Regions from separate parts of the Homo sapiens genome. Here regions 1 and 2 are each linked to region 3. A link is an interaction called in ENCODE POLR2A ChIA-PET data of the cell type or tissue named here. Cell type or tissue: MCF 10A. All regions are shown on one strand. Each heading gives the region's core, and the rest is flanking DNA. Links, peaks and the distances in the headings are about the cores only. Region 1 has its middle 38 kb from the start of ZCCHC2. Region 2 overlaps ZCCHC2 (zinc finger CCHC-type containing 2). Region 3 has its middle 89 kb from the start of ZCCHC2.

What was found. ChIA-PET counts read pairs that join two places held together with the same protein. Peaks named below come from ENCODE experiments on the same cell type or tissue, not always from the same donor. Only the 100,000 strongest peaks of a DNase experiment are listed, where the experiment ranks them.
Region 1: POLR2A ChIA-PET joins it to region 3 with 8 read pairs; 4 of 35 experiments call an interaction of 5 or more read pairs at or near these places.
Region 2: POLR2A ChIA-PET joins it to region 3 with 7 read pairs; 18 of 35 experiments call an interaction of 5 or more read pairs at or near these places.

Annotation. Positions count from the first base shown.
Region 1 is chr18:62,479,522-62,490,380 of GRCh38, forward strand. No RefSeq gene overlaps it. Among named protein-coding and RNA genes, the nearest start is that of ZCCHC2, 38 kb to the right of the region's middle. In MCF 10A, for the core only: no CTCF peak of the experiment used is centred there; DNase peaks (open chromatin) are centred at 6,330 and 6,970.
Region 2 is chr18:62,532,150-62,543,008 of GRCh38, forward strand. ZCCHC2 (zinc finger CCHC-type containing 2) reads left to right here. Exons shown (of 14, transcript NM_017742.6): 2 at 7,532-7,643; 3 at 10,349-10,425. Among named protein-coding and RNA genes, the nearest start is that of ZCCHC2, 15 kb to the left of the region's middle. In MCF 10A, for the core only: no CTCF peak of the experiment used is centred there; a DNase peak (open chromatin) is centred at 6,002.
Region 3 is chr18:62,428,838-62,439,696 of GRCh38, forward strand. No RefSeq gene overlaps it. Among named protein-coding and RNA genes, the nearest start is that of ZCCHC2, 89 kb to the right of the region's middle. In MCF 10A, for the core only: no CTCF peak of the experiment used is centred there; DNase peaks (open chromatin) are centred at 8,464 and 8,824.

The DNA.
Region 1 (10,859 bases), core at 3,784-8,783, 51 kb after region 3:
TGCATCATAGGAAGAAGAAAATGTCTGAGATCTGTAAGTCTGTGACCTTTAGTCACTGAGGTTTCCTAGAGGCCCACCTAATGAAACTCCAGTCTCAGGTTTGTAAGTCTCATCTTTATGACACTTTCTTTTGAGTTTCTATGGGCTCCTTGGCCACCCCTCACACATTCTTACATTAGATGCCTTCACCTTGGTGTCTGGCTAGAAATATTGCAGAAGACATAACGCAAAGCTAGATAACACTTCTCATTTCCTCTTTTAGATTACAAAATATTTCAAATATAAAAGAAAGTATGAGAGAGTGATATCAGCAAAAATGGGAGAGTAGGGAATTCCAAGGGCCCATCCCTCCACAGAAACATCAAATAAACAAGCAAAAACTGTCACAATCAACATTGTCAGAAGTCTGGAAAATTGTCAACAGCATTAGTCTATAGTGCTGGTCTCCAAAAACCAAGTGAATGTTGAATGAAGGAAAAGATGACTTAAACATGGTAGAATAGCTTTGTGGTGTTTTAACTTAGCTTTGTCCTACTCCTCTCCCTTTCCTAGCATGCTGGCAGTTTTAAGATGCAACCCATATTCCTGATGGGGGTGCCTAGTTCCAGAGGGAGCAGAGCAGACCTAGTTCCTAAAGAATTGTGTTTGTCTGGGGATCCCTTGAAGGACTGACACAGGGTGTTTGCTTTGGTTTTATCTAACTTAGAACTCTTTCAGTGCAGAAAAGTTGCTAAGCAGAGGGGTTCCTTGAAAACACCAATAGGCAAATGAATGAGCTGTTGCTGCCTTGGGTAAAAGACTACAGTTGGGTCAAACAATAAACATGCTACAACCTAGGAGAAAAAGCCAGGGAAAGAGTTACTTTGGGGAATAGGGATTTGGTAATCTCCTGCATATAACAGGAAATCTAGAAAGTCATGTGCATGCCCAGGGCAGGGTGCATACCCAGAAAAGACCTGAAAAGCCCCTTAGCTCTCACCTCTGGCTGACTTTTAGGCTCAGTGTGAGCAGGAAGTGAAGGCTAAGGCAGAGCTGTAAATGGCCTGGCTAAGTGTGGAAGGAGTATCCCTAACACAGACCCAATCTGCAAAGACCAGGAGACTATTATTTTTTTTTCTTTTAAGAAAATCTCTGTGAAACCACTAGCTGACCAAAAGCTAAAGAAACAACAGAATTAAGAGGCCATCCACAGCAAACAATAACAACAAACCTTGAGGAAGGTGAAGAATCTTATATCCACTTACCACATTTAAATATATAACATGCCCAGTTTCTAACCAAAAAATCACGTGGTGCACAAAGATACAAGAAAGTATGGCCAATTTGCAGGAAAAAAAGCCAAATGAACAGAAAGTATCCCTGAGGAAGCACAGACATTGTCTTACTAGGCAAAGCTTTAAATCAACTGCCTTAAATATCCTCAAATAGATAAAGGCAATCATTGACAAAAAAATTAAAAGAAACCAGACAAATAATGCCACAAAAATATCAATAAAGAAATTGAATTATATAAAGGAAGCAAATAGGAATTCTGGAGCTGAAAAATACAATAACTGAAATGAAAATTTTACTAGAGCTTCAACAGCAGATTTATGCAGGCAGAAGAAAGAATCAGTAAACTTGATGAGCTCATTGAAATTATCTAGTTTGAGGAACAGAAAGAAAAAAAATGAAGACATGTGAATAGAGCATAAAGAACTGTGGAATAATTTGCAGTATTCTAACATATGCATTATGAAAGTCCCAGAGAAAGAAAGGGATGGAAAGAATATTTGAAGAAAGAGTAGCCTCACATTTCCCAAATTTGATTTTAAAGAAGCTCAAAGAACTCCAGACACATAATCAAACCATCAAAAGACAAAGATGAAGAAAATCTTGAAAGCAGGAAGAAAAAAAATCTTAAAAGCAGGAACAGAGAAGAGAGACATTCCTAGATAAACAAAAAAGCTGAGGGAGTTTTCTGCCTATAGACCTGAAAAAGTCCTTCAAACTATAATGAAAATAATTCTAGTACCTAGACAGTATCTCAAAGCTATATGAAAAATAAAGAGCAATAATAATAAAAAGAAAGAACAATGGTAAAGATAACTATGTAGGTATTATATTAGTATATGATCGTATTTTTGATTTGTTATGCTTCATTATTTTTGTTTAAGGGTAGACACACAGACCAATAAAATAGAATGAATAGTACAAACCTATACATCTGTGGTCAACTGATTTTTGACTAGGATGCCAAGACCACATGGTAGGAAAAGAATAGTCTTTTCAACAAATGGTGCAGGGACAACTGGATATTCACATGCAAAATACTATTAATAAAATTGGATTCTACTTCACACCATAGATAAAAATTACTTAACATCGATCAGAAATCTAAATGTAAGAGCTAAAACTATAACACTCTTGGAAGAAAACATAGAGGTAAATCTTCATGACCTCACATTTGTCCATGAATTCTTAGAAATGACACCAAAGCCACAAACAACAATTAGACTTCATCAAAATTTAAAACTTCTGTGCTCTAAAGAATTATATCAAGAGAGTGAAAATACAATTCATAGAATAAGAGAAAGTATTTGTAAATTATATGCCTGAAAGGGTCTAGCATCCAGCACAACCTAACAACTAAAAGACAACTCAATTTAAAAATGGGCAAAAGACTTCAATAGACATTTCTCCAAAGAAAATACACAAATTACCAACAAGCACATGAAAAGATACTCAATATCATTAGTCATTATGGAAATGCAAATCAAAACCACAATGAGATAACACTTCATGCCCACTAGAATGGCTATTTTTAAAAATGGAAAATATTTAGGCATTGATAGCACCCATCAGATGGCCAAATTATTATTTACTGGACCAGGCCTTTTCAAAATTATCAAGCAGATAGTCAGGGCCCGTAAAGTGTGCCAAAGAAATAATCCCCTGTACTGCAGGCCATACATTTCAATCCCTGTATCTTTAACCTCCTTGTTAAGTTTGTCTCTTCCAGAATCAAAGCTGTAAAACTACAAATCATTCTTCAAATGGAGCCCCAGATGCAGTCCATGACTAAGATCTACCACAGACCCCTGGACCAGCCTGCTAGCCCATGCTCCAATGTTAATGACAGCGAAGGCAACCCTCCCAAGGAAATCTCAACTGCACAACCCCTACTATGCCCCAGTTCAGCAGGAAGCAGTTAGGGCGGTCATCAGCCAACCTCCCCAACAGCACTTGGGTTTTCCTGTTCAGAGGGGGTACTGAGAGACAGGACTAGCTGGATTTCCTAGGCTGACTAAGAATCCCTAAACCTAGCTGGGAAGGTGACTGCATTCACCTTTAAACACGGGGCTTGCAACTTAGCTCACACCTGACCAATCAGAGAGCTCACTAAAATGCTAATTAGGCAAAAACAGGAGGTAAAGAAATAGCCAATCATCTATTGCCTGAGAGCACAGTGGGAGGGACAAGGATCAGGATATAAACCCAGGCATTCGAGCCGGCAACGGCAACCCCCTTTGGGTCCCCTCCCTTTGTATGGGAGCTCTGTTTTCACTCTATTAAATCTTTCAACTGCAAAAAATAAAAATAAAAAAATTAAAAAAAAGGAAAATAACAATATTGGTGAGGATGTGGAGAAATTGGAACCCTTCTACAATGCTGGTGGAAAGGAACAAAAACTAGTGCAGCCCTGTGGAAAACAGTTTGGCAGTTCCTCAAAAAGATAAACTTAGAATTACCATATGATCCAGCCAGTCCACTCCTAGGTATATAAGTAAAACAATTGAAAACAGGTATTCGAACAAATATTTATACACAAATGTTCATTGCAGTACTATTTACAGTAGTTGAAAACAATTGGAGGTTCCTCAAAAGCTAAACATAGAATTACAATCTGACTTCTAGTTATAGACTTAAAATAATTGAAAACATGGACTCAAACAGAAATGTGTGTGCCATTGTTCCTTACAGCACTATTCACCGTAGCCAAAAGGTAGAAAAAACACAAGTGTCCATGAACACGTGAAATAATCAACAAAATGTGGTATCCATACAATGGAATATTATTCAGCCATTAAAAGAGTTATGGTTGCACAAATCTATGAATGTAATAGAAACATTTGTATGCCTAAAAACCTTATACTCAGGACCAAAATTGAAGTTCATTCACTAACCCCTGAATGACCAGTATACAGCTTACTTTGACTATTAACTCTGGGAGAGTGCTAATGAAAAAAAATGGTGTATAGGGAGGGTACATTCTCACAAGAAGTAGACTCAAGGTGCTGAAGTTCTGGGCAAATTTCTAGCATCAGCCATGGATTTGATGTGAGGCTGGGGTCTCCTGGAATAGCTCTGGTTGCTCCTGAAGGGAAGGTTCATGAGCTTTGCTTAAAGCCATTCTAATTTGCTTTCAAACCTGTTTGATTTCAGCTAGGAAAGTGTTGCAGTTAGCAATCCTGATTGTGACAATTATAAGCCCAAATATAGCATTTACTCTGCTGTAGAGATACAGTGGTAGTGTTGAGACTAGCTCAGGGCAACACTGCATCATAAGGACGGTGAGAGATTTAATACCTATAAGGCTGTTCTCTTCTCACTCTCAACTGTTCCTTCCATGTTTTAAATTAAATATTTCCCCCTTTTCTATTCTTCCCTTCCTTCCATTCCACAGCTTCTCTCCTTGGCGCTGTTTCCCATCCACCAGCTCAAGATCATTCCAGTGTATCTGATGAGATCTCAGACTTTCAGAAAAGCGATTCTTGGAATGCCATCTGGCTAACCATTAGATATGTCCAGACGGACACTTTGCGGATTGTCTTCAGGAAGGAAGAAAAATAGAAGGGAGTCTCAGAACTATTTATACAATTATCCTGCAGGCTTTGGCCTGGAAAACAAGAAACTAGGACTTTCAGGTTTTTGATTGCATTTCTTCTTTCCTGTATTTCATAAAGTTTAAATTATAACCATCTGTTTCAGAAGATATAAAAATCCTGATTCCATCTTCTTCCACGTTAACAGAATACTAACCCTGTAGGGAACCTTATATCAACGGAGGCACTCAATGATAACTATAGTAAAATCACAGGGAAAAACAAGCACCAAGCTGCAGTTCATTGCCTGTCCTGCCTACCTCATTGGCCTCCTGCACCTGCTGATAAAAGGGGCATCTCTCTCTAGAAGGCATCTCATCAGGCAGATGTTTCCCTGTGTAGCTGTATTGACACTGACACTATGTTTTCTGCTTATTTGATGATGGTGTTGAGAAGGAAGAGGATGGCAATGATGATGAAACCTCTTTTTCTTCCAACTCTCATTAGACCATTATTCTTTTGCTCATCTTTAATTCTCAAAATATCCCCAAATCATTCCTGGTGAATTCATAGGCATTTCACACTTTGTGATTAATTTAATTTGCTTGCAGCCTTACCGCCTATAGGACAGCGTGGGTGTGAAAAACACCACTCTAAAATTCACCATCTGCAATGAGTCTTACCCTATTCCCCACTCCGTCACTTCTCCCCTCTCGATTCTGTATGTAATCCTCTGTATCTTTCCAATAAGCTGGAGGCAAGACATGACATTATGGCCACATAAAATCGCCTTTTCTTATGGTCCAGGGACGCTTTGTGCTGTTTTTGGTTAATGTGTTAGACTCCAATCTTCTCTCTCAATAGGCTTTCTGTCTTCTCTAGGAAACAGTTTATTTTTCTTTTCTTGCCGTTAATAAACCTTTATTGAGCACCAACACAGCAACACAGTTGAGCCCCAAACCAGCAAAGCACTGTGCTGGATACTGGAGATATGGAAGTAAACAAAACCCGGTTTTTATCCTACAGCAACCAAAACCTAAAGGAGAACAAATCATGCAAAGAAATACCTAAAATACAATGAAACAAGAGTTCACAAGTGAAGAGTTCGGTAGTGTGGAGGAGGAATGATTCACAAACTATAGCATCTTTATTTTTTTCTTCTCTCACATGACTTTCTAATATTTGATGGTGAATTTCTTCTTATTTTACTATTTCATATTTCTTTAAAATCTCTCTGTTTTTAAGGCATGTGTTTTTCATTTTTTATAACACTCTACCTACCTTTGGGGGTCTCGCAGATAAATATAACCTTTATTCTGTCTGTTGGATCTGTGTGGGATATAGAAATCAGGTAAAAAGAAAGATTTGCAGTGGGTAGAAACGCAGCCTCTTGCTGGCTTACAAAACCGTGCAGGTGCCGCCAAGCGCTGGGATAAAATATGCAGTTGAGTCACACACCATGGTCGTGGCAGATATGCTGCAGGCTCTTAGGAGGAAGAGACAACAAAATGAGTCAGAATGAATGAGAGGAAAACCTCCCCCTCCAGCCAGAAAGAGAAAGCCTGGGAGGCTAGACAAGTTTTATTAACACGTCTTTCAAGAGAATAGCAGAGGCACGCTCTGACATTACTCAATGTCGGCCTCACTGTCAAGGTGAAGCATGTTTAAGAAAACATGCTTTTGAAAACAAGTGGGATCCACTCAAAACATCGTTCCCTCCTATTAGGACACTAAGCCCATCAGGGGGCTAACACAAATGTCTTAGAACAAAAAGCAAACATTTTAAAGAGGTTTGCTGAGGGCTGGGAGATGGAGAGGAGCGAGGAAATAGAGAAGTATATTACCTGAGAAAGATCAGAGAACATAAAATCTCTTTTTATCTTGAAAAAGGAATCATGTGTTTGTATAAGAGGAGTAATTAACTGCTTATTAATGAACTGAATGAAAGGAATATTAGAATTTTCTGGAAAATATTTAAGGCCTTGGCTGAACTAACAAAATGACCCACCCCTGGGGGGTCACCCCTTGACTGAACTAACAAGAGGACCCACCCACCATACCTGAGGGGGGTGCACCTTGAGAAGGACTCCTTGCACTGACTGGGTATTTCAGGTGAACTAGCGACTCACCTCTGGGAAAAGAGCCAAGAAGCTTAACTGCCTTTTTAAAGATAGTGTCAGAGGCAAAGGTGAGTCAACACAGCAAGCTCTCTGTCCCTTGGGGCCAACGTGCATAATGCTATTGTAGTAACTGAAGTGAAAACCCAGGCTGTCATTCCACCACTTTTGAGGCCAAGGCAAGAGGACTGCTTGAGGTCAGGAGTTTGAGATCAGCCTGGGCAACATAGTGAGAGCTTGTCTCTAAAATAAGGAAAAATTCAAAAATTAGCTGGACACGGTGGTGCATGCCTGTAGTCCCACCTACTAGGAAGGCTGAGATGGGAGGATCCCCTAAGCCCAGGAGGCTGCAGTGAGCCATAATGGCACCACTGCATTCCATCCTGGATGGCAGAGCAAAACCCTATCTTAAAGAAACAAACAAACCAAAGATTATGCTGTGTCTCACACTTTTGCTCCCAAAGATACTCTTTGTTCCCCGGGAAATTAGTGATTCTGTGAATCAATGGTAATATTTTCACTTTTTGTCTTTTATAAATTCATTTATTAATTTTATAGATATTCTCTGTGTTAAAAACAATTTTAGTTGCTAGGGGTATAGCAGTGAACTAACCAGAATGATATCATCATGGAACTTACTGTCTAGTGAATGAATTGTGACTTCTCAAACTACTTTGGTATAAAATACAAGGATATATCTTTTGTCTCTTGATTATGTGTTCTGAAATTCTCTTCTTGAATCTTTAGCAGTAAGCTTGTTATTGGCAAAGATAATATTTTGATACTATGTTAAGTACATGCCAAGGACTTAACCTTTATGCCCAGGTAATTTGTAAACATTTTTTTTTTTGAGACAGCGTCTTGCTTTGCTGCCCAGGCTGGAATGCAGTGGCACTCGCATGGTTCCTGACCTCTTGGGCTCAAGTGATCCTCCTGCGTGGCTGGGACCGAAGGCCACACCTGGCTAATTTTTGTAATTTTTGTAGAGACTAAGTCTCACTATGTTGCCCAGGCTGGTCTCGAACTCCTGGCCTCAAGCAATCCTCCCACCTCAGCCTCCCAAAGTACTGGGATTACAGGTGTGAGCCACCACACTTGCCCATAACTTTAAGAAAGAAGAAAACTGAAGTCTTAATGGGAAATGAAGTTTTTAATTTTCTTTCAAATTATACCCAAAGCAAGTGTAACTGTGACTCAATATTTGATATATACTTTAGGAGGGGCAATGCATTTTTATAATGTGATAATTTTTTAAGTTGTTAAAACAGCATCCAAACTAATATTATACAGCAAGTTGTGGCCATAGGCCAGGAGGTCCTGGACACAAATCTATCAGAGCAGAGTGTGCTTTGCCTCAGAGCTGCCAAACACAAGGAAAGGATAGACGGCAACCGCTACACCACACAAATTTATCCACACATTTAACATCCATGCATTTATCCATGCACTAAGCCTTGCATTGGGCACTGAGGCCATGAAGAGGCAAATGAATTGGTCCACAAATTCAAAAATCTCACAGCTAAGCAGAGAAGCAGCTTGGTGGGTAGATAAATGCCTGGGCTAGAGCTGTAATGAAAAGGTGGACCTAGGGCAAAATGAGCACCATGCAGGGCTGGTTAGCTCTGTCTGAAGGAGGGTGGGACGCAGGTACACCAGTGTTGGAGCTGATCTGCCAGGCAGAGGAGGGGAAATGTATATTCAAGACAATAGGTGCAGAGGCCATCTGACGTGGGGAGTAGGCCTGAGAAAGACTCTATATTCATTTACCAGGGCTGCCATAACAACATAGCACAGGTTGGCTTAAACAGCACACTTGTTTTCCCACAGTTCTGGAGGCTGGAAGTCCACAATCACGGTGCTGGCAGGGTGGTTTCCCTTGAAGCCTCTCTCCTTGGCTCCCAGCTGGCTTCCCTCTTGCAGCCTCTGCCCATGGTCCTTCCTCTGCACGGGCATCCCTAGTGCCTCTCTTGGTGTCCTAATCTGTTTTCCTTATAAGGACACCAGTCAAATTGGACTTGTGCCTGCCCTAATGGCCTCATTTTAATTTAGTCAACTCTTTAAAAGCCCTACCTCCGACCACAGTCACATTCTGGGTATTATTGAAGGCTAGAGCTTCAAGATATAAATTTAGGGGGAACATAATTCAGCCCCTAACAGATTCTAAAGCAGTAGTTCTCAAAGTGTGATGCTATGGGCCCCTGGGGGTCTCCAAGGCTCTTTCAGAGGGTCTGCAAAGTCAAGATTATGATCATAAAAATACTAAGATGTTATTTGCCTTTTTCACTGTGTTGCCATTTGTAATGATGTTTCGATAGCAATGGGGGATACAACTACAGCTGCCTTAGCATGAATCAGGACAGTGGTGTCCGATGGTTACCATTAGTCATGGTATTCTTCACTGGCATCCACGATGGGTTTTGTCCTAAGCAAGTTTTACATTAAAATGTCCTTGATAAAGCAATATAAGCTTTTTTTTTTTTTTTTTTTTTTGAGGCGGAGTCTTGGTCTGCTGCCCAGGCTGGAGTGCAGTGGCGTGATCTCAGCTCACTACAACCTCTGCCTCCTGGGTTCGAGCAATTTTCCTGTCTCAGCTTCCCGAGTACCTAGGATTACAGGCATGCACCACCACACCTGGCTAATTTTTGTATTTTTAGTAGAGACAGGGTTTTGCTATGTTGGTCAGGCTGGTCTCAAACTCCTGACCTCAGGTGATCCGCCCACCTTGGCCTCCCAAAGTGCTGGGATTACAGGCATGAGCCACCGCACCCAGCGGAACTATTAATTTTATTAAGTCTTGACCTTTAAGCACATGTCCTTGAGTGTTCTGTGTGATTAAACAGAAATTATACATAAAGCACTTCAGCTGGGTATCCAACTACCACGGTTAATCTCAAGGAAAAGCACTTGTAGTTTGACTTGCAAGGTGAACTAACTGCTTTCTATATGGAACGCTCCTTTTACTTGAAAGAATGGCAACTAGGGTTATTCAGACTTGGCTGTTTGGTAGACATTTTCTGGAAATGAGCCAAGTAAGTTTGTCACTCTAAGGAAAAACAACTGATAGATTTGCTTCTTTTGAGATTTTAAGCAAAAATTAGATTTTTGCAAGTCTTGTATCAGGCATCATGAGTTTGAGAGCTTCGCAATACTTAAAGATTTTGCAGGTGAGATCAGTGGTGATGTGAATGGATGTAGTTTTGATATTGTATAATAAAATGAGTCAATATTTAGACGATCCCCACAACTCAGTGAACGAATATTTTCCAAACAGTCCATGCATGATGTTATAAAATAATGCATGAACATGGATAAAAGATCCTTTCAAATTGCAAAATATACGGATTAATGTAACTAATTGGGGAAATTTCACTCATACAGTTTTATAGATTCCACATTGCAACTAAACTTAAGAAACTGCTACTAGTCTACTTTTGGTGAGGTTTCAAATAATATTCACAACTATAAGAAAGGCTGTGACAATTCTCCCCTCTTTTCCAAACTCATATCTGTACAAGGTCAGATTTTTTTTCACGTAATTAAATTAAAACTCAGCTACTCGGGAGGCTGAGGTAGGAGAATTGCTTGAAGCTGGGAGGCAGAGGTTGCAGTTGAGCCAAGATCGCACCACTGCACTCCAGCCTGAGCGACAGAGTGAGACTCTGTCTCCAAAAAAAAAAAAAAAAACAAAAAAAAACTCCACAAAAAACGTATTATAACAGATCGAACACAGAAGATATGAGAATCCAGCTGTCAAATAGATGCTAAGCTTCATATTAAAGAGACCTATAAAAATATAAAATAATGCCAGTTTTCTCACCAAATGTGTTTTGTTTTGGAAAGCAGAACAACAAATGAAAACGCTATTTTTCATAAAAATATGTAATTTACGTTAACATACATAAATGGATGAGTCTTTTATTCATGTTCATGCATGATT
Region 2 (10,859 bases), core at 3,219-8,218, 100 kb after region 3:
GTGTATATCTCATTGAATGTCAACTGTCACTCTAATGTGAATCTATATAAAAAGAATACATGATTGATTTTTTGAAAATCTTCCAGACTCACTCAGTTCTCTGAATGGTACCATTATGTTTCTAGTCACTCCAAATTACTTGATGACCTTGATCGTCTTCTCCCATCACATCCTGAATACACACTTTCCTCATCCTTGCCTGACACCGTTCTCTGTTGGGACTTTACGCCAAGACTTTTATAGTAGCCTTCTGATTCCCCTGCTTTTTAGCCTTCCCACTTCTAATCGTTTAATACTACTACCAGATACACCTTTCTAAAGCAACATTTAATCATACTATCTTTTCTTTGAGTGACTGATGGACCCTGGCCTCTAATAGGCCTTTAGACTCAAAATCTCCTCCTCCACTCTTTTTTCATATATCCCCCCTTTCATTCTAGGCTGGGTTCATGCCATTGTCTCTTGTATGATGTTTTCTGGAATTGTCCCCGTGGCAGTCTTAAAGGATTATTTGCTGCCACTGAATTTTAGATGCACATATATCGTTGTAATTTTGGTACTTCTGTGATTCTTTGTCTTTTTAACATTTAAAATTGACCTCTCAGGCCAGGTGTGGTGGCTCATGCCTGTAATCCCAGCACTGTGGGAAGCTGAGGCGGGTGGATTGCTTGAGCCCAGGAGTTCAAGACCAGCCTGGGCAACATGGCAAAAACCAGTCTCTACAGAAAAATACAAAAATTAGCTGGGCGTAGTGGTGCATGTCTGTAGTCCCAGCTACTCAGGAGGCGGAGGCAGGAGGATCACTTGAGCCCAGGAGGATAGCTTGACCCAGCCTGGAGGATCATTTGAGCCCTGGAGGCAGAGGCTGCAGTGAGCTGAGATCATGCCACTGCACTCCAGCCTGGGTAACAGAGTGAGACCCTGTCTTAAAAATAAGTAAATAAATAAATTTGATCTTTCACACTAGAATTTTAAGTTCCCCAAAGGCTCGGGCATTGTGCCTCATTTTTTTGTCAGTGTTGTATATATCATCATTGCTCAGTCATAATTTCCTGTGTTTGGACTTGGAAAATATATAGCTTTGAAAAATACGAGGCTGGGTGTGGTGGCTTACGCCTGTAATCCCAGCACTTTGGGAGGCCGAGGCGGGTGGATCACTTGAGGTCAGGAGTTCGATACCAGACTGGCCAACATAGTGAAACCCTGTCTCTACTAAAAATACAAAAATTAGTCGGGCGTGTAGTGGGCGCCTGTAATCCCAGTTACTCCTGAGGCTGAGGCAGCAGAATCACTTGAACCCGGGAGGCAGAGGTTGCAGTGAGCCGAGATCATGCCACTGCACTCCAACCAGGGTGACAGAGTCAGACTTCGTCTCAAAAAAAGAAAAAAGAAAAAATACCAATATGATACACTGCTTTAAGATTAAGTATATCGAGGCTGGGCACAGTGGCTCAAGCCTGTAAACCCAGCACTTTGGGAGGCCAAGGCAGGTGGATCACCTGAGGCCAGGAGTTCGAGACCAGCCTGACCAACATAGTGAAACCCTGTCTCTGATTTAAAAAAAATACAAAAATTAGCTGGGCGTGGTGGTGCATGCCTATAATTCCAGTTACTCCAAAGGCTAAGGCAGGAGAATCGTTTGAACCTGGGAGGCAGAGATTGCAGTGACCCGATATGGTGACATTGCACTCCAGCCTGGGCAACAAGAGCAAAACTCTGCCTCAAAAAAAAAAAAAAAAAAAGACTAAGTATATCAGGCAGTGATTTTGTCTTATTTTGAATTGTACTTACCAGTATTTACTTTATAAAAAAATTTGCAGTTATATAGGATAGGTACAGTTATTTTGGAAATAAGAGGAATTGTTTCTTTATATAAAAAGCGTGGAACAAGTGTAGATTTGAATTGAATCTTCAATGGGTGGATGCTGACTGGCTGTGCTTATTTAATATACCTTCCAAATCAGACTATTAGCAGCCTAGGCAACATACCAAGACCCCATCTCTAAAAAAAATTAGCCTGGCATGGTGGTACATGCCTGTAGTCCTAGCTACTCAAGAGACGGAGGTGGGAAGATTGCTTGAGCAGAGAGGTCAAGGCTGAAGTGAGCCGTGATTGCGTTGCTGTGCAATCCAGCCTGGGAGACAGAGGGAGATCCTGTCTTAAAAAAAAAAAAAAAAATCTGATTATTTGTACTCCCTGTGTTAATTGAGCTTTTGTGTGTGGGTGCATAAATTGGTGCAGACCTAGCAGTGACATTTTGATAGGATGGAAAAGTCATATATTAACCTATTTTCTTATTGCTTGGATAGTTGATGGTAGGTAGCCTGTAGTGTTTGATCTCCAGTTTATGATCTACTTGAGGGGTGGTGTGAGTCAGATGTAGAATTGGGGTAGTGCCTTGTGTGATTGGAAAGATAATTAAACTTTGGTCACTGAAGTGAACGCTCTATAACATAAATGTTGGGGAATTTTTATGTTTCTTGTTAGAAATGTCTAAATTGGGATGTGTCCCGTAGTACAGTTGATTTTTGTCTTGGGTATCAAATGATTGAAATTCACTGGTGGTCCTAAATGGGAGACGGCATGGTCACATGTGAACCAAATGCTGTAATGTTTGGGAGTATTTGCTTGAAAAGAGGTCATCCCTCATACAGAGAGGTTGTGGCATTGAGTATTGAGTAGTTTTATTAGTTTGGGAAAATTGCCCATTCTATAATAACTAGTGGTGTGAAACACAAGTCCTAATGCAGTGTTGGCAACACTATATAGTAAATCAGTTACTGCCGTAGATCCTTCTTAGGTTCTATAAGCTTATGTTTCTACAAGGTTCCAAGAATGTTTTTGCACTGGGGGTGAAGCAGTGGCTCTGCTGCAGGTGCTAGAAGGCATGGAAGCTCCTTCCAGCTTCTGAGCCCAGGCTCACATCCTTCCTGACGACCCCTTGGCCTCCCTCCCTCATCTCTCGTGGGGCGAGACTGCGACAGCGAAGGCAGAGTCAGATGTGGGCTGGGGAGGAGATGTGCGCTTCTCTAGATCCTTGTGCACTCATGCATGCATTCTTTTCACCTCACCCCAGAACACCCTGATGTGGGGACTTAAAGATGTGGGGGCTGCTGGCCCAGGGATATAGCAATTTCTGGATCATCTTCCTAGTTCTAGGGTTAAAAGATGTTTTCCTTCTGTAGTGAGAGCATGTTGGCAAAGGAAGCACAGATGCCAGTGCTGAAGGAGGAGACCTATGAATCTGCCTATTTAAAGAACAGAATTACCCCCAAACTTAGTGGTGTAAAACAATGACCATTTTATTACCATCTCTCACAGTTTTGTGGGTGAGGGATTTAGACAAATAACTATAGTGAAGAGTTTGTCTCTGTTCTAGGGTGTCTGGGACACAGCTGGGGCCCAGATGGCATCCCTAGACCCCTCTCCTCTCTCCACGTGGTCCATCAAGTGCGGCTGCCAGGAGAAGTGCATGTCTCATGTGGTGTCTCAGGACTCCAAGCCCAAGTGTCCAGGAGGCCCAGGGCTGAGGCTTCCCAGGACCTAACTTTAGAAGAGCATCACCACCAGCACATTCTAAAGCCAGCCTAGATCCACTGGGTGGGGAATTGGTTCCACTTTTCAGCGGGAGGAATATTAAATAATTTTTAGCTACCTTTAATCCGCCACGGAAGCTTAATAGAATGTTGTTATATATTGCTGTTAATTTTCTAAGTCTCATTTGACAATTGGGAAAACTTCAGAAGAAGTTAGTGACTTTGGTTTTAAAAAATAAAAAACTCTTACTGCTGTGTTATTATATTTGGAATATCTTGGATTTTTAAATTTATAGTCTATATCGAGGGACTACAAGAACCATGTAGAATATTGTTAGACGAACTAAAACTCCATCTATGACCTTTGTTCTAATGGTATGTTTTCAGAGAAGAGTTTTTTAGGATGTCCAGCTACTTGGCTGTTTCACAAGGTCCCCACAGTTAAGAAATCTCAAGTATGTAATTGTGATGGGTCTACGTGTGATCTGTGGCAAAACCATCTAGACCACCTGAACCACATGCCGTGTAGGTTTGTGCTAACCAGTAGCTCTTGAGGCAAGCGATAGGACAGAAGAAGCTCTGCCTCAGGCGAGTTAAGAAAGGAGAATGCACTCCTACTAAAGTTCTTTGTATGCTTGTGCGTATTTTTGCAGGTTTAGAATCTTTAAACCCTGCTTTCTTGATACAAACAGAGAAAAATCCACTTTTCTCGTGGTCCTGACACTTTTCTCCAACTAGTCTTTGTAAAATACTGATTCTGGCATTTCATCTGTTCTGCATTTTCATGGGAATCTGAACTTAACAGATAAAGTGGGTGCCATTCCTCTTTATATGATTCCATTAAAGAAGGAGTTCTCAGATTTTATGCTACCCATCCCCCTAAGGAAAGTAAAGAGGGAGTGCAGGGCAGACAGCATCGCCGAGCAGCCACCCACCATTGGGGCTGCCGATTCTCATCTCCAGCTCATGCAGCGTTACATGAGTGAGTTTAGTAATAGCTTCTAAACATAGTCTACGTGATTTTATAGCATTGATACATGCTGAGACTTGGAGGAGAAAATAAACATTTAATTAGTAGATATATCATGGGTTGATGAACTTAGGACTTTGGATAGAAACTCAAACTTCATTTTTCTCCCTAGGTTATTAAACAGGAGGTTACTTGGTTAAATTGGGTTCATAAAGTTAACTTCAGACTTCAAAAATGTGATTTTGATTGTGAAGCAAACTACTTTCATACAGTTGCTTCAATTTAATGTTTGTGGAGGCAGTGTGATCATTTCCATTTTTAGTTTTTATTGTGATATAAAATATATAGCATAAAATTCTCATTTTCTCCTTTTTAGTGTACGGTTCAGTAGCATTAAGTACGTTCCCGTTGTCATGAGTCATCACCTCTGTCTCCAAACATTCTATCATCCCAAACAGAAATGCTATACCCATTTAAAAAATAACACCCTATTCCCTCCAGTACCTGGTAACTACTATTCTACTTTTTTTGTTTGCTTTAGAGACAGGGTCTTGCCCTGTTGCCCAGGCTGAAGTGCAGTGGCGCAGTCATGGGTCACTGCAGCCTTGAACTCCTGGGCCCAAGCAGTCCTCCCATCTAACGAGGACTACAGGCACATACCACCACTTCTGGCTAACAAAAAAAAAAAATTCTTTTGTAGCGATAGGATCGTGCAGTGTCGCCCAGTCTGTCTTGAAATACTTGCCTTATGTGATCCTCCCACCTTGGCCTCCCAAAGTGCTGGGATTGCAGGCGTGAGCTACCACACCTAGCCACTATTCTACTTTCTTTATCAACTTGACTATTCTAGGTATCTCATATAAGTGGAATCATGCTGTATTTGTTCTTTTGTGTCTGGCTTATTTCACCTAGCATACTCTCTTTGGGATTCATCTAAATCCTATTATGTATCAGAATTGCATTCCTTTTTAAGGCTGAATCATAGGTAATTGGATGTGTACACCATATTTTGTTTATCTGTTCATCCATTGATGGGTTTTGAGTTTACACCTTGTGGCTATTGTGAATAACTGCTATGAACACTGATGTACAGATTATGTTTGCATTTCTGCTTTCAGTTCTTTTGGGTGTATCTTAGAAGTGGAATTGCTGGGTCATAAAATAATTCTGTGTTTAATATTTTGAGGAACTGCCTGACTGTCTTCAACAGTAGCTATACTATTTTTGTTTCCACCATCAATGTGTAAGGGTTCCATTTTCTTCATGTCCTTGCCAACACTGTCTTTTTTAATAATAGTCATCCTAATGGGTATAAAGTGGTATCTTCTTATGCATCTCACTAATGAAAACATTTTTTTCATATTTTGCATTAGTTTACATTTGAAAGTATTGCTTTAAATTTGTGAACTATATATGAGCAATGTAGAGAAATATTTCGCTTTAAGCAATGGTTGACTGGCCAGGTACAATGACTCACACCTGTAATTCCAGCACTTTGGGATGCCGAGTTGAGAGGATCACTTGAAGCCGGGAATTTGAGGCTGCAGTGAGCTATGATCATGCCGGTGTACTTCAGTCTGGGCAACAGAGAGAGACCCTGTCTCAAAAAAAAAAAAAAAAAGAAAGAATTGGTTAACCTATTCACCCAAGCTTCTTCCAGTTAACACAACTATTTGAGAGGATTATATAGCACTTTATTTTCTTTGTTTTTTAAAGTATTTACAGCAATATTAAAATTTTTGAGAAGCAGAATCTCTCGTGGGTAAATGTGGTTTTACATTTTTTAATAAAATATATGGTCTGGGTTAGGATATGTATGGTTTTGTTATTAAAATAATTCATATCTGCATTTTTAAAAAACCAGTCGCATTGAAAATTGGTAAAGGCTATCAGGCCAAGTGTTTCAGAAGTTGGATGTTGACTGAAGAGGTCTGTACTCTCCTTATTAAATGGTTTTAGGTAGACAGTCTTTGTTTCCTTGGGTTTCTAAATAAAGGAAGACAGACTAGAAGGCAGAAGTTTAGCTCCCAAAAGTATATAATGTGCTCTGTTCTCATAAACAGAGCAATTCATACTTACTGTCGGGTCGGGATGTGTGATTAGACAGCAGAACAAAATATTTTTAAATTGAGATTTGTGGGGAGCTTAGGGTCTTCTATTTGCCTAATTTTTTACAGAAAAAAATATTAATGTATGTTTACTGCAGATTTGTAAAATCATAATTGATTCTTAAAACCAAGTTGATTTTGATATGAGTAGTGTTTTGAGATTCTGCACATAAAGGGAGGGGATAAGGTGCAAGCTGTAATAAAAAACTGTCATAAGGCTATTTATTTACTTACTTAATATGATGTTGTAACAGTTTGTATGTGACAGTGCTTGATTTCTGGCGAGCTGTTTGTAAGTTTGGCATCACCTTTATTACTCCAAGCATCGGATCTAGGAGTCAAAGTTACCCCGGTTCACTAGTGATTGGCTGAGCAAACTCAGTTAGGTTTAGAGCACCCAGTTGCTGTTAGATGACTGAACCTTAATGGTAAACTCCCTGCCTGTACATATTCTTGTTTAGAAATCCTTGGCATGTATTGATGATACCTTTCATAAGACTTTTTCCTAATAAAGCATCTTTTTAGACTGTTATTAAAACCAAACAATGAATAAAAATGGTGTAGTGATTCTTGTAAAAAGTACACATGCCGTTCCCTATGGAGGATTAGTGTAAAGGGCACCATTTGTTATGTGTTCCTTTGATTTGGATTCAGAATTGACATCATTGGCAACTCTGTATATTATTAAGCAATTTCCTGTGTCCCAAGAAAGCTAGGACAGTCAATAATTAATAGAGTGCTCATCTTCTGCTTGCGGCTCTCACACTGTGCCTTTGTGCCCATAGTGTGCAGTCACCTATTGGACCTCTAAAAATTGCCACTAAAATGGTTGTTAGTAAAATGAGAAGACCTAAATCTGTGATTATTACTCTTAGTCCATGGTTTAAGTTAACGTATCTCCCTCTTTCTCATCTAGAACAACTCTGCTCATGGTGATTACATGCAAAATAACGAGAGCAGCTTAATAGAGCAAGCTCCAATACCTCAGGACGGACTTACCGTGGCACCTCACAGAGCTCAGCGAGAAGGTATGCTCTCTTTTTTGTAAACTTAAAGCATTAATACATCAAAAGATTACAGGGTGCTCTTTACGCTGATTAACTCTAAACTTTTTACTCTCCTTTTTGAAGTGGAGAAGTCCTACTGGTCCTAGGCTTCACTCAAGAGCCAGTCCTCCTAGTTCTGCCATCTGCACGCTGGGTGTTTCCTGCGCCACAGCCCTGCTTGTCCTAGCACGCACACAGTCATTCTGCTCTGTAGTCCATTGTCTTGGCTGAATCTTAAACCTGGTTGCATGCTTCTGGGGGGCAGAGACCCCCAGAGTATTTAGTATAGTGCTTTATTTGCAGAATTGAGCTCAGTGTCTACTGAGAAAATGAATTTTATACAAGTTCTCTGGAAGAGTAAATAAGTTACTTACAAATCCATTCTTCCTGCAATAATGCAGTTTTTAAGAGGGCTGGAATGAATGGGTGGAAGGACATTGCCATCTGAACAGGAATGAATTCAAATTATTCTTTCCTCTTTGCATTTGGGGAGCCATTAACCTGTGCTGGGAGAGAAACTGAAATGGAAAATGTAGACTGCCATCTGGGCTTTAAAAGAGCCAAGGATATATGATAAGCTTCACACTCAGTTATAACAATTTTGAATTTATGTCATTATGTCTCCTTTTTTTTTTTTTTTACCAGTAATAATCCTTTTTGTGTAATACATTTTTCCTCACAGAGGAAAAATAGGTCTGAATTTTTAATGTTGAACATAAGTGTTTATATAATGACCACTTCTATTCAAGACGATCACGGTACTCCTATCTTCCCAACTAAAGTACTTTAATCAGACTACTTCAGCTAAACTCATTGAACATACGAATAACCTGAAGTGGAGTTGGTTTTACAATGAAGGTCCTTTTTTTTAATAAAAATATTTTAGAAGAACGTAGAGATTATATCAAAATGCTGACAATTAACTGTAAAGGTGGTACTGTAGATTATTTTTCTTGTATTCCTACTTCTTAAAAAGTGTAATACATGCTTTTTAGTTTTAATTTATGAGGGTTGGGGGTACTTTCACTATGGCCATTCCTCATCACATACTCCTGTCTTCTCTTACCTTGATTCTGGTAGCCAACACCAGACAGAACTTGAAATTATCACTGAAGCTGTGTTCCCATGTCCTGTAATGTCATAGTGGCTTTTTCTGCTAAGCAAAACTGGGTTCTGACCAAACAAAACCCAAGATCCCCTACCCTTGAGGGGACCAATGATTTGCAGAAGTAGAGCTGCTTTATTTCTGAATATAAGATTAGTTCAGAAGATTTTTGTTGAATGGCGTCATCCTTTAACTTAATATAACAGCTTTTGGAAACAGCATACCCTCCCATCACCACTTTGGCTCTTATCCTATTGCACAGTTCTAAGGAGTTACAGGCTTTTGCCTGGCTTTTTGAGATTTTCCGTTGTTTCCATCCTCAACATTTCTGGCCCGCAAAGGGGAAACTGGCCCACAAGCAGGCCACCAAACACTATATATTTGGGAAGTTGACACAAAATACTGGTAATGTTATATCCTTTGTTTATTATAAGTGTCTTTTCCCCTGTGTATTTCTGTATCTTATGCTTCATGCCTTCTCACTGCCCACCTTCCGTGGTCTTTTAACAGTCTTACTCCTCCTCTATGCTTTTGTCACTTTGTGTATTCCACTTTGTCTATTTTAACTTCTTCCTCTAAGGCAAAATGAATGAATGCCCCTTTTTTCCTCCATCTCCTGCTCTCCTGAATCCAACAGTGTACCCCCCACACCCATTCTGTTGAGTTACTTTCCTAACCTCTTCTCTGTAACCTTTAGCATATTCATTATCAGCCTGATATTACCTCCCTCATTATCCTGAAAGTGTGGTTTCTTCTGTTCATACCCTGAACAGCAGTGTCTTTAAGTCCTTAGAGTAGAGTACGCTTTGTAGATTGGCTCTTTTGAAATTGATTTATTTCCTAAGGTGGTACTTTTATTAAAGGTGTCGTAAAATGGATAGTTGGGGGATTTATACATTTGCTTACTTCATGAATAAACTGATTATCTAGTTCAATTCAGAGTGTTTTAAAGTTTAATATAATTTATGTTTACTATTTTATCTCTGTAATGTAAAAAAATTTTGCCACAATGAACGTTTATTATAATGTTCAGTTTATATTTATCATTATATGATATTGAGGGTTACATTTGAGACAAATAATTTTTAAATTCCTCAGCTTGGTATATTACTTTTGAGTAGTTTTTTAAAAAAATTAAATGTAAAACTAGATATTTTGTAGTTTATACCTACTATGTATTAATAATTGAAAGAACCATATTTAGTTGATATTAAAATGCCGTATTTGTGGTAATCTGAATAACAAGTTGGAAGATTATCATTTGGAAAAATATTTTAATTGCAGGTACCTTTTATTTTTATCCTTAAAATCTTTGGTGTTAATAGAGTGTTTGAATTTACTTAAACACTCAGCATGTCGTATGGGTATAGAAAAAAATTTTTTTCATGGGTGGATGGCACATTGCTATGCTTCTAGTTTTTTTGTCTTCTTTTTTTTTATTTCATGATTTAAGACCAGTCATAAAGATGAAAGTGAGTAGCTTAATTGTTAAGCACTTGTCAACTTTTAGGGTTACTTTAGGTAAGTGAAATGTGTCTATAGTCTTTGTAGCACAAGTCACCGTGTGTTTTTTTTCTTTCAGCTGTACACATTGAGAAGATAATGTTGAAAGGAGTCCAGAGAAAAAGAGCTGACAAATACTGGGAGTACACTTTCAAAGTAAGCCATTTTCCCCACAAAAGATACCTCACGTGCTGTGCTCAATGATCTTTGGGAAAACTTGTGGCAGGTTTGCTAATTTAAGGGAAAAGGTATATATGTTTGTTTTTAATTAAGAGAATGTACTGTTTTTTATCATATACTACTGCATGGTTTGCCAAGTTTTTTTGAAGTTACATCACATTAAAATAACCCTGGCTATTTTATTAAAAAGAAGTAAGAGCCTTAGATTTAGGGACGCAATTAAGATGTAAGATACATCTTTAAAAATGCCATTGTGTTTTAAGTCAAGATCACAGGCATTGTCTTTCCTGGCATTGTTCTCCCTGGTATTTTCCTCCTCCTCTTTGTTCTCTGTGACGCTTTTATTGCCACTGCATTGCCCTGTCTTCTTACCCATGATTGGTTTTGGTGCCCGTCCTTTCCACAGCTGG
Region 3 (10,859 bases), core at 3,931-8,930:
TCTATACACCTTGCTACAGTATGAATGTTTGTGTCCTCCTCAAAATTAATATGTTGAAATCCTATCCCCAAAAGCGATGGTGTTATGAGGTGAGGCCTCTTGGGAGGTGCAGAGGTCATGAGGACTCTGAGGTCATGGGATTAATGTCCTTATACAATAGGCCCAAGGGAGCTTGTTCGCCTCTTCTATCATGTGAGAACACAGCTCAAAGATGCCATCTATGAACAAGAAAGTGGGCCCCCACCAGACACCAAATCTGCCAGCACCTTGATCTTGGACTTCCCAGCCTCTAGAATGGTGAGAACTAAATTTTTGCTGTTTATAAGCTACCCAGTTTATGGTACTTTGTTACTGCAGACCAAATGAACTAAGACACTCCTCAAAAACCATATTCACAAATGAATTTTGCCTCAGGCTCAGTTTATAGAAACTCAGGCTAAGATAACTATTCCTGTGGAGCAGAGTCAGAATTTTATATTGCTATAAAAGATAAACAGTGCTTTCTCAGGACAGCTTGAGACTCCTGTAACCCAATTTACCCAGTCAGTCTGTCAATCATCCTCCTCAGTCCCTGATGGGATTGATGTGATCTGCCTGTACTTCTGCCAGAAGAAAATTCAATACTTTCTGGGAGATCATAAAAACACCCTAAACCTCTTCAATTTACATACCATGTGTAGACAGTTTTTAATCCAAAATTATCAGGTCTGTCAGATCACAAAACCAAATAACCAAAGCCAAGAGAAAAAGCAGACAGAAGAAACAGACCTATAGGTGATCCAAATATTGGAATTATCATACATGGACTTTAAAGTTTCCATTTGAAAATCTGTTTTCTTGATATAGATTTTCTATATATTCAAGAAAATAGATTTTCAAATGGGAACTTTCATCAGAAAACTGGAATCTATGTTTTTAAAAAGCATGAAGTAAAATCTCAGAACTAAAAACTGAAACAACTGAAATTAAAAGTTTAATGCAAGAAGTTTATAAAACAATAGCAATGGCAGAAGAGAGTTAGTGTAGTGGAAAATAGGTCAGGAGAAAAGTATCAATTCTGAAGCACAGGATTAAAAGGATTAAAAAAACACAGAAAAGAGCATACTTGACACATGGGACATGGTGAAAAGGTTTAATACATGTCATGAAAGTCTCAGAGAGACAGAAAAGAGAGAAGGGGGCACATGAAATATTTGATGAGTTACTGTCTGAAATCTTTCAAAAAATGAAAAAACATTAAGCTACAGGTTTGAAAATCTCTAAAAACTCCAAGTAGGATAAATTCAAAGAAAACCATACCTTGAGCACTTTAAAGGTGGCTGGTACAACTAAGGAAATGAGGTTTTAATTGTATTTTATTTAAATTAATTTAGATTTAAATAGTCATATACAGCTAGTAGCTACTTACTGGACTGTGAAAGCCTAGGACAGTTGCTAAAAGAACAAAGGAAGGGGCTGGGCACGGTGTCTCACGCCTGTAATCACAACACTTTGGGAGGCCGAGGCGGGGGGATCACGAGGTCAGGAGCTCAAGACCAGCCTGGCCAACATGGTGAAACCCCGTCTCTACTAAAAATACAAAAATTAGCCGAGCACGGTGCCAGGCGCCTGTAATCCCAGCCATTCAGGAGGCTGAGGCAGGAGAATCTCTTGAAACCGTAAGGCGGAGGTTGCAGTGAGCCGAAATTGCGCCACTGCACTCCAGCCTGGACGAAAGAGCAAAACTCCATCTCAAAAAAAAGAAAAAAAGAGTAAAGGAAGGATATAGAACAAAGAAAACTCAAGCTGGAGAAATATAAGCACTAAAGTTTCTAATGATATTCATGTCCAAGTTGAGTCATACACAGCATATATTGTTGACATCTTTTATAAGAGCCAGGTCTTATGGTTTTTTTAGGTTTCTGGTCTGTATCCTCTTTAGTGACCATTGCCCAGTATTGAATAGCTACAGAAAATTCACAGCTTAGCTCTGACCAGCTTTTAGGGGACATGCCTTCCCCATAGAAAAGACACCATTTCTGAATAATCACATTTGCAAACCTGGATTTACCTCGATCTAATCGTGATTTTGTCCTTCTTCCTCCAGCCCTGAGGCTTGAAGTGTAGTCTGCCGTGTCCCCAAATCCACCCAAGATTGATGCTTCTAATCCAGGGTGCAAACACCTTCTACAGTTGCCCTAGCAAAGCCCCAAGAGTTAGGACTATACCCTTAGAGCTTCCTGAGTGCTTTCAGGAAAATTCACAAGGAATGCCAATCTGCAGAAACAATTAATTTTGTCAAAATCTTCCAATATGAGTCCATCCATTTTCTCTAACCCAGAGGACAGAACAGTCTCTCCATTCTGAATAAAAGAGGCCTGATTTAGATGTTCCTCCAGGTCAAGAGAAGCTGGACTTACTTTCTTCCAAAAAAGGTGGAAGAGGAAGAGAACTAACAACGGTGTTTAATCTTCTGTGTCCTTGGTATGTCATCACATGACATACAGGTATCCACAGCTCAAGGAGTTTTCACTTCTGTTCTCTACACCTCTAGAAAGTTATAGCAAAGCAAGGAAAAGCAGGACAGGGGCACTGAAATGAACAGAGATAGAGGAATTTTGTAGGAGAGTTTTCAGAGGTAAAGACTTGAGAGGCTTATACTTGAAGTTTGCAAATCCATGAAAATTATGATTAATTTTGAAAATCAAGGACTGTTTGTTTGTTTTACCAAATTTCAGGCTATCAGATGCAGAGAGTAAAAAGAATGTAGTTTGGGGCAAATAAGAGTGAGTCCTCTTGCATTAAAATGAGTCCATTGATTACTATTTTTTAAAAATTCTAGGCCGGGCATGGTGGCCCACCCCTGTAATCCCAGCACTTTGGGAGGCCGAGGTGGGCGGATCACGAGGTCAGGAGATCGAGACCATCCTGGCTAACACGGTGAAACCCTGTCTCCACTAAAAATACAAAAAATTAGCCGGGCGTGGTGGCGGGCACCTGTAGTCCCAGCTACTTGGGAAGCTGAGGCAGGAGAATGGTGTGAACCCGGGAGGCGGAGCTTGCAGTAGCCAAGATCGCACCACTGCACCCCAGCCTGGGTGGCAGAGCAAGACTCTGTCTCAAAATAAATAAATAAATGAATAATAAATAAATAAAAATAAATTCTAGTATGTGGTAGGAATTCAAACTAATAAAGAAGCTCCAGAAAGGTTAAACTGCAATTAAAAATAACAGGTCCTTAGCTGGCCATTAAAAGATGTAAGAGATCGTGGGCGTTGGGGCAGCCCAGGGAAGTGCCATGGGTGCAGGGCTTTGGGCCAGGACAGAAACTGCTCCCCTTTGGGGTCAGTTGAAGCAGGGATCTGGTCATCAACTCTCAGTCCTTATGTATGAGGCTTCCCGGGCAAGTCCTGCCCTGGTTTACCCCATTCTCCTGGAGGCTGCTGGAAGCATGAATCTTGTTTCCAGAGCACCAGGGTGGAGGTTTGGAACAACTGGGTACTTGCTATTGGAATTCCTGAAAAATGGCAGCAAATACCCATAAATAAATGTTAGGAATTAAATACAGAATGCTTGGCATTTCACATATTTTTAAAACATTGTTTACCAATTTCTTTCCTCCTTGCCAGTTGTTAGAGTTGCCAAACAGCTTTTTAAGGTTTGGCCTACGCCCCACCTCTCAAATTATGACCCTGGCTCGAGGAAAACATTATCTGGATCCAAACTAGCCAACGGTATATGTTTGCTTAAATAACCAGATTTTATTCCACACCTGTGTCAAGCATGCAAGGAAAGGGTGGCCTTAGGCTATAGGACACAGATTTGGCTTTGACAGCTGAGAGGTCAAAACAGGGAGAGCAAACCCAGAGCTCCACTGACCGGCTTTCCCTGATCCCCTCTTCATAGCAGGCTTTGCCAATTGATCTGAGCCCTTCTTCTCATGGGGCAGAAACAAAGTCTCACAATCTTCAGTGCAACTATCTAAGAATGGCACGTTTAGAGTAGGCACCAAAATGAAACTCTGATTATAGCTTAATGTGGGTCCCTAGTGGGAAGGCCAAAGCCTTATGCCAATTGCTAAATTCTTTGACGGTGCAGGATAGCTCTTTCCAATGAGACAACTGGTTGCCCTTAAAATACCTTGCAACTCCATTGTCGACTGGTACCAGAAATTTGGTCATCAGAACATCTACTCCAAGAGTGCATAGTCTTGGTCCTTGTAGGGAAGAAACTTGGAAGTCCTGTACGTGTGTTTACTCATGTAACTCTCATAACCTGCTATCATCCACATTTTATTTTATTATTTTATTTTATTTTGAGACAAATTCTCACTCTGTCACCTAGGCTGGAGTGCAGTGGCGCAATCTCAGCTCACTGCAACCTCTGCCTCCCGGGTTCAAGTGATTCTCCCACTTCAGCCTCCTGAGTAGCTGGGATTACAGGTGCCCATCACCATGCCTGGCTAATTTTTTTTGTATTTTTAGTAGAGGCAGGGTTTCACCATGTTGGCCAGGCTGGTCTCAAACTCCTGACCTCAAGTGATCTGACTGCCTCAGCCTCCCAAAATGCTAGGATTACAGGCATAAGCCACTACGCCCGGCCTATAAACCACATTTTACAGATGGAAACATTGAAGCTCAGAATGAATTGCCTTAGATCATACAGCCAGTAAGTGACAGAGCCAGAATGAACAATACTAGGGTCATTGCACCCCCAAAAGCCTTGCTTTCTCCACATATCACACAGCCGCTAAGTGTGAAGATTTGATACGGAGCCAGGGGAAGAGAGCCTGGGAGGCAGCAGGAATTAAGTTCCTTCTTCTCAGAGAGAAGAGGCCCATAGGAAGCCTGTAAAGATAAATTGCCCAGATTCCACAGTCCTGCCTAGGGCTGGACTTGGGTGAAAACAAGAGAGCATCAAAGTAGAAGCTGACCTTTCCACAAGAATCAAGGTACTTGTGTCCATTGGGATTCAGCAAATTGCCTTTTGTCAGCCAAGAAGAGAAGCAGGTGGCAAATATCTGCCATGTGATAAAGGTAACCGTAGGAATGTAGGTACCGATGTTGGTGCTTGTTTTAATACCAAATTATATCTTCTTCTTCTCTTGATAGACATGAGTGTCACCTTTAACTGGCAAATCCCCCCAGAATGCTGGGCCCGCTCTAGCAGTGGGCCTAGTGTATTTGACACCTGCAGTAGATCGTCTTTAACAATGCCTCTACCATATGACAAAATTAGTTTTAATGATAATCACAAAATTAAACAAATAATGATAATGGCAGGGAAAGAAATGCAGACAATGAAATTTCTTTTCTTTTCTTTTTTTAATTAAAGACAATTTTTTTGGCCAGGCACGGTGGTTCACGCTTGTAATCCCAGCACTTTGGGAGGCCGAGGCACATGGATCATTTGAGGTCAGGAGTTCGAGAACAGCCTGGCCAACATGGCGAAACCCCATCTCTACTAAAAATACAAAAAAAAAAAAAAAAAAATTAGCCGGGTATGGTGGCATGTGCCTGTAGTCCCAGCTACTCAGGAGTCAGGAGAATCGCTTAAGCCTGGGAAGCGGAGGTTGCAGTGAGCCAGGTCGTGCCACTGCACTCCAGCCTGGGCAACAGAGCAAGACCCTGTCTCAAAAAAACTTTTTGCCACCATGCCTGCCTCTGTTTTTTTTCCTTTTTTGGTGGAGATGGGGTCTCACTACGTTGCTCAGGCTGGTATCAAAATCCTGGGCTCAAGCAATCCTCCTGCCTTGGCGTTCCAGTGCTGAGATTACAGGTGTGAGCCACTACGCCCAGCCCCAGTTTTTCTTTTATTAAACTTCACATATATAATCATGGCAGATAAATAAATACTACATTGCCAAAAAAGGAAAAAAAGTAAATACTTTTAAATTCTGGTCTTTTTCTGAGAAAAGGGGAAGAACTTTTACCTACATATTGCTAATGCATGGGACATTATAGTTTTTGGTTCTGAGACTTCTGCAAATTTGTCAGTGATTTAATCAAAGTTGATTTTCCTTGCAGAGCCACATTTAATATGCAATGTAGCCAGGTTTATTATTCTAGCTTCACTCACTGTTGGCAGAGGGATACTTTTGACTCATCTTAATTTCTGAAGTTTTGTTTCCCCCGTAGCCAAAAGCATACAAGAAGTTCAGAAAAGCCATAAACATAAGGATAAATTTGCAGATTCCATTGCACAACAAATTCCGGAAATGGCAATACACTTCAAGTCTTTGTTTCTTCAGGATGGATTATTGTAGCAGCTTTCAAATGTCTCCACAGTTGAACATTTTTCACTAAGAAAACCATCACCGGGAAATGTATTATACGTTTCTATTATACTTGGTTTTCAAGTTTTCTGCAAAAATCAGGGAAAGCAGCTGAATGACAGCAAGCAGGGACTTACTTAAACCATTGTGTTCTGTCCAGCTCCTGGTAAAATTGACTGAGGTGTCCAAACACTGCCTCTGAAACTTCTTCTGGCAATTTAAGACTGGCACCTTGGATCATTTCATCCAACACTTCTTCTTTGACTGTTGATTCTCTTTTCTATGTAACTGTCCATTTTCTCCCTGACAATCACCTTTTCTTCTGGTGGAGGTAACAGCCCCCTCTCCACATTTCTCCGTGCTGATCTGCAAGGAACGATTTTAAAAAGCTTGGTGTACCTGTTCAAGGTGCATTCTGACAGTCTGAATATATTTTTGCCTGGTTGCAGAGGTTGCAGAGAATGACAGAATTGAAGTCATTCAAGTTCCTTGTCTCTGCCTACAATCACTCCCATTGTCTACTTCTCATCCACTGTTTGGAACAGACACGTGTAGCGGAGTGCTTGTGAATTGACAGCCAAATTAACTTCCATGTGGAATACAATGTTTACTAAAGGATAAACAGTAAAAATGTGCTAATTTAAGCGGAAGCTATACTATTAAACTCAACAGTAACCACAGCTGTTTAGAACTTAGACCAACAAAAGATGATTGGAGGAGGAGTACTGTGTCCCTAACATTATATAGAATTGCCAACACGTAGAGCCGTGCTTAGATCGTTTTATTAGTGTTGTTAAATTCTCTGCAGACAATGTCCCCCGTCATTGCCTGCACCAGGGCAGACTGTCCACTGCCCTCCCTTGCTATACCATAGATCTTAATCTACTGCAGCCTTTAACCAGAAAATTCAGTGGCCTCCCGTGCACAGCTTAGATCTCCGGAACATCCAACCCTTCTGACTATCATAAGAATTCTTACTGATTTCATTATTGACTGGATTAAATAGATTTAAAAGACAGAAATCTCACAGGTTTTTTCCTCCTGCTCAAGTGACAACCCCTTTCGCTATGAAGGAACCCACCAATAACACATCCCTGTCATCTCTCAAGCCCAGCTCTTGCTGGGGAAGAAGAGGGTTCTTTCTGGGGTCTCCCTCTGGCTCCCTGTGTACTCTTTTATCCCTGGCATCTGGGAAGCGGAGTCCTTGTTCCCTTTCAGCTACTAATTAGCTTTGGGATCCTGGCGAAAATGACTTTTCCTTCTGCTTCCTCATTAAAAACAAAACAAGGCCAGGCGTGGTGGCTCACTCCTGTAATCCCAGCACTTTGGGAGGCTGAGGTGGGTGGATCACCTGAGGTCAGGAGTTCGAGACTAGCCTGGCCAACATGGTGAAACTCTCTACTAAAAATACAAAAAATTAGCCAGGCATGGTGGCGGGCGTCTGTAATCCCAGCTACTCGGGAGGCTGAGGCAGGAGAATCGCTTGAACCCGGGAGGCGGAGGTCGCAGTGAACCGAGATCACGCCACTGCACTCCATCTCAAAAACAAAAACAAGCAAACAAGCAAATGGGCAAACATTTAACTGAGTGATTTCTCAGGCCCCTTCAGGGCTTGGCTAGGAGGTCAGATGGCCTTGGCTGGGCCATCCTGGGCTGCTGCAGATGGTGTCAAGGAAGTGAAAGTTCAGATCCTGAAACCGCTGCTCCCTCCCTCAGGCGTGGCCGCAGGCAGTTCCTTGTCCCCATCCCGGGGACATTGCTGACTTTTTAGCTGGTTTCCTTGTTTGGCATCCTCAGAACCATTAGGCCCTGGAGATTTCCAGATGTCTTTTTTAACAATCAGAGCTGGATTTCCTGGGCAATGCCCGCCTCATGCAAACATTCTTATTTTTTATGGCACTGCCCTCAGAGTGTGCAGGAATGAGTTCTAAAGGACAACTCTGGCTCGGCCCAAGGCCATGCTTCCATTCCATACACCCCCTCACACAATCTCACTCCAACCTGTGACGCAGGATGGGGTAGAATCATTATTCCCATTTTAGAGATGGGGAAGCTGAGATGCCAAAGCTTGGAATGAACCACCCAAGGTGATACAGCAGCCCTTTGGGGCAGAACTGGAACTAGAACACCCTCATCCCCATTTCTCCTTACTCACCCACCCCAGCTCCAGCTAGCTTAGCTCAGGCTTGGCCCAGGCCCAGTAATCCCGGTTACACAACTGATATCGGGCACGTACTCAGCTAGAGAGTATAAATAGACCCAGTGCCTTGCCACTGAGAATTTATGATTCAAAAATCACAAGGTTTTACATTGAGTAACCAGATGTCTTTAGAAATATGGCAAAGGAGTAATAGCATAGAAACAGCTCATTTCTATGACTTTGTTTATTTGTGTGTTTTAAATTTGTCACCTATGTCTGGCAACAACACATTTAGGAAGCTGTCCTAAAAAAAGCTATTCACCAGGGATGACACATTTGTGGCACATGCCCTGAGGAGTCCCTGGGGATGTCTGTGGCACGTTGCGACTCTATCACAGCTCTGCCCACTTGGCCCAGATGAGCCTCAGAATCTTCCCTAATCCAGCACTCTGCCCAGACACGTATCTGACAGGGGATTTCAGCTAGTGAGCCAAATTCGATTTGCTGTCCCTGCCACACATTTCAGGCTGCTTATTCCAGGAAATGTGAAATTCCGGTTGTTTGCCCTTTCAGGGAGCTGCAGCCTGGTAACCTTACTCTTCTCTCCATTCACACCACCCCCCCACCCCCCAAACAAGCACTAGGGGCAACGAGCTGCTGGGAAGTGCTAAGCACAGCTTAAAACAGAAGTTACACACCTGAGGTCTGTAAAACCTCGGCAGAAGTGGCCGCAGTTGACTGTGGAAATTATTTCATTGGTAAAGCACTCCTTCCTGAATCCTTCCCAGGATTCCTGGGCAGATGTTCTTTGTAAAGCCCCCTCCCCCAGCCAGAGATCCTCATGTGCCTCATCGCCTTGAGAATCGCAGCTGTCTTGAAGATCTTTCCTATTTCTGGGAGGACTGAGTCTTGAAGGTGGAGTCAAATCGTTTGGAAATGATTTATGTGGACATTTCGGCCGGGGTGAGTGGTGAGGAAGGAACCCTGAGCGCCAGCCACACCCTTTACCCTTCCTAGGACGTCCAAGTCGCATACCCATTAAGTTAGTCCGTCTTAAAGGTCAACATGGGGTAAGTCCGGGATTAGGACCTGAAAGGAGCCATGAGCCCTGTGCTGGGGCTAAGTTGCATTCCCCCAAAATTCCACGTCCACCCAGAACCTCAGAATACAGCCTCATTTGGAAACAGGATCTTTGCAGATGTAATTAAGGGGGGAGATGAGATCACACTGGATTAGGGTGAGCCCTCAATCCAATGAGAGTGTCCTCATAAGAGAGGGAAAGGGACGCACAGAGACACGGAGAAGGCCACGTGGCGACGGAGGCAGAGACCGGAGGGATGCCGCTCCAAGCCCAGGCGTGCCGAGGAAGAGGCAGGGGACGATTTTACCCTGGGACCTTCGGAAAGAGCATAGCTCTGCCAACACTTTGATGTTTGGACATCTGACCTCCAGGACTCTGACACATACATTTCTGTTATTTCAAGCCACCCAGTTTGTGGTCATCGGTTCCAGCAGCCTTCTCAAACTAATACACTTTCCAAATAATATACCTGCTCCCAAGTCTTCACTCAGGTTCTGCTCTTGGGAGAGAGGAAACCCAAACTAAGACAGTAGGTATAAATACCCTCATATTACAGGTGAGGAAACTGAGGCACGGCTTCACTCACAAAGCAGCTGTGGGACCCAAGCACCCAGCAGCTATGTTGGGGCTCAGATGAGGCTGAGTCCATTCTCTACGCTGTCTGCTGTGGCGCATCAGTGATTCTGAATGTAAACTGAAGGCCTACGGCAGCTTTGTCAGCTCAGCAGCCAAGCAAATGACCCGAGAAAAATGGGGGCAATCACAGGCTACTTGGTGCTGGAAATGGGGTCATTAAAACATAAAATTATCAGACCCTTTTGTAAGCAATGGTTGCCGTGAGAAGGCCCATGAGGCAGTAGGGGGTGGGGAACTAATCTCTTTCTTTACACCTTGGGGAAGCAGACCTTCAACAGGCTCAGTCGCCAGGTCCTTTGTCGCATACATGGTCATTGGTTGGGAAGATTCAGTTAATCAGGGCACTTTGCCTGAGAAAATCGCTTTAACAATTTTTTTTCTTTTTTATTATTATTATTATACTTTAAGTTTTAGGGTACATGTGCACAATGTGCAGGTTAGTTACATATGTACACATGTGCCATGCTGGTGTGCTGCACCCAATTAACTCGTCATTTAGCATTAGGTATATCTCCTAATGCCATCCCTCCCCCCTCCCCCCACCCCACAACAGTCCTCAGAGTGTGATGTTCCCCTTCCTGTGTCCATGTGTTCTCATTGTTCAATTCCCATCTATGAGTGAGAACATGCAGTGTTTGGTTTTTTGTCCTTGCGATAGTTTACCGAGAATGATGATTTCCAATTTCATCCATGTCCCTACAAAGGACATGAACTCATCCTTTTTTGTGGCTGCATAGTATTCCACGGTG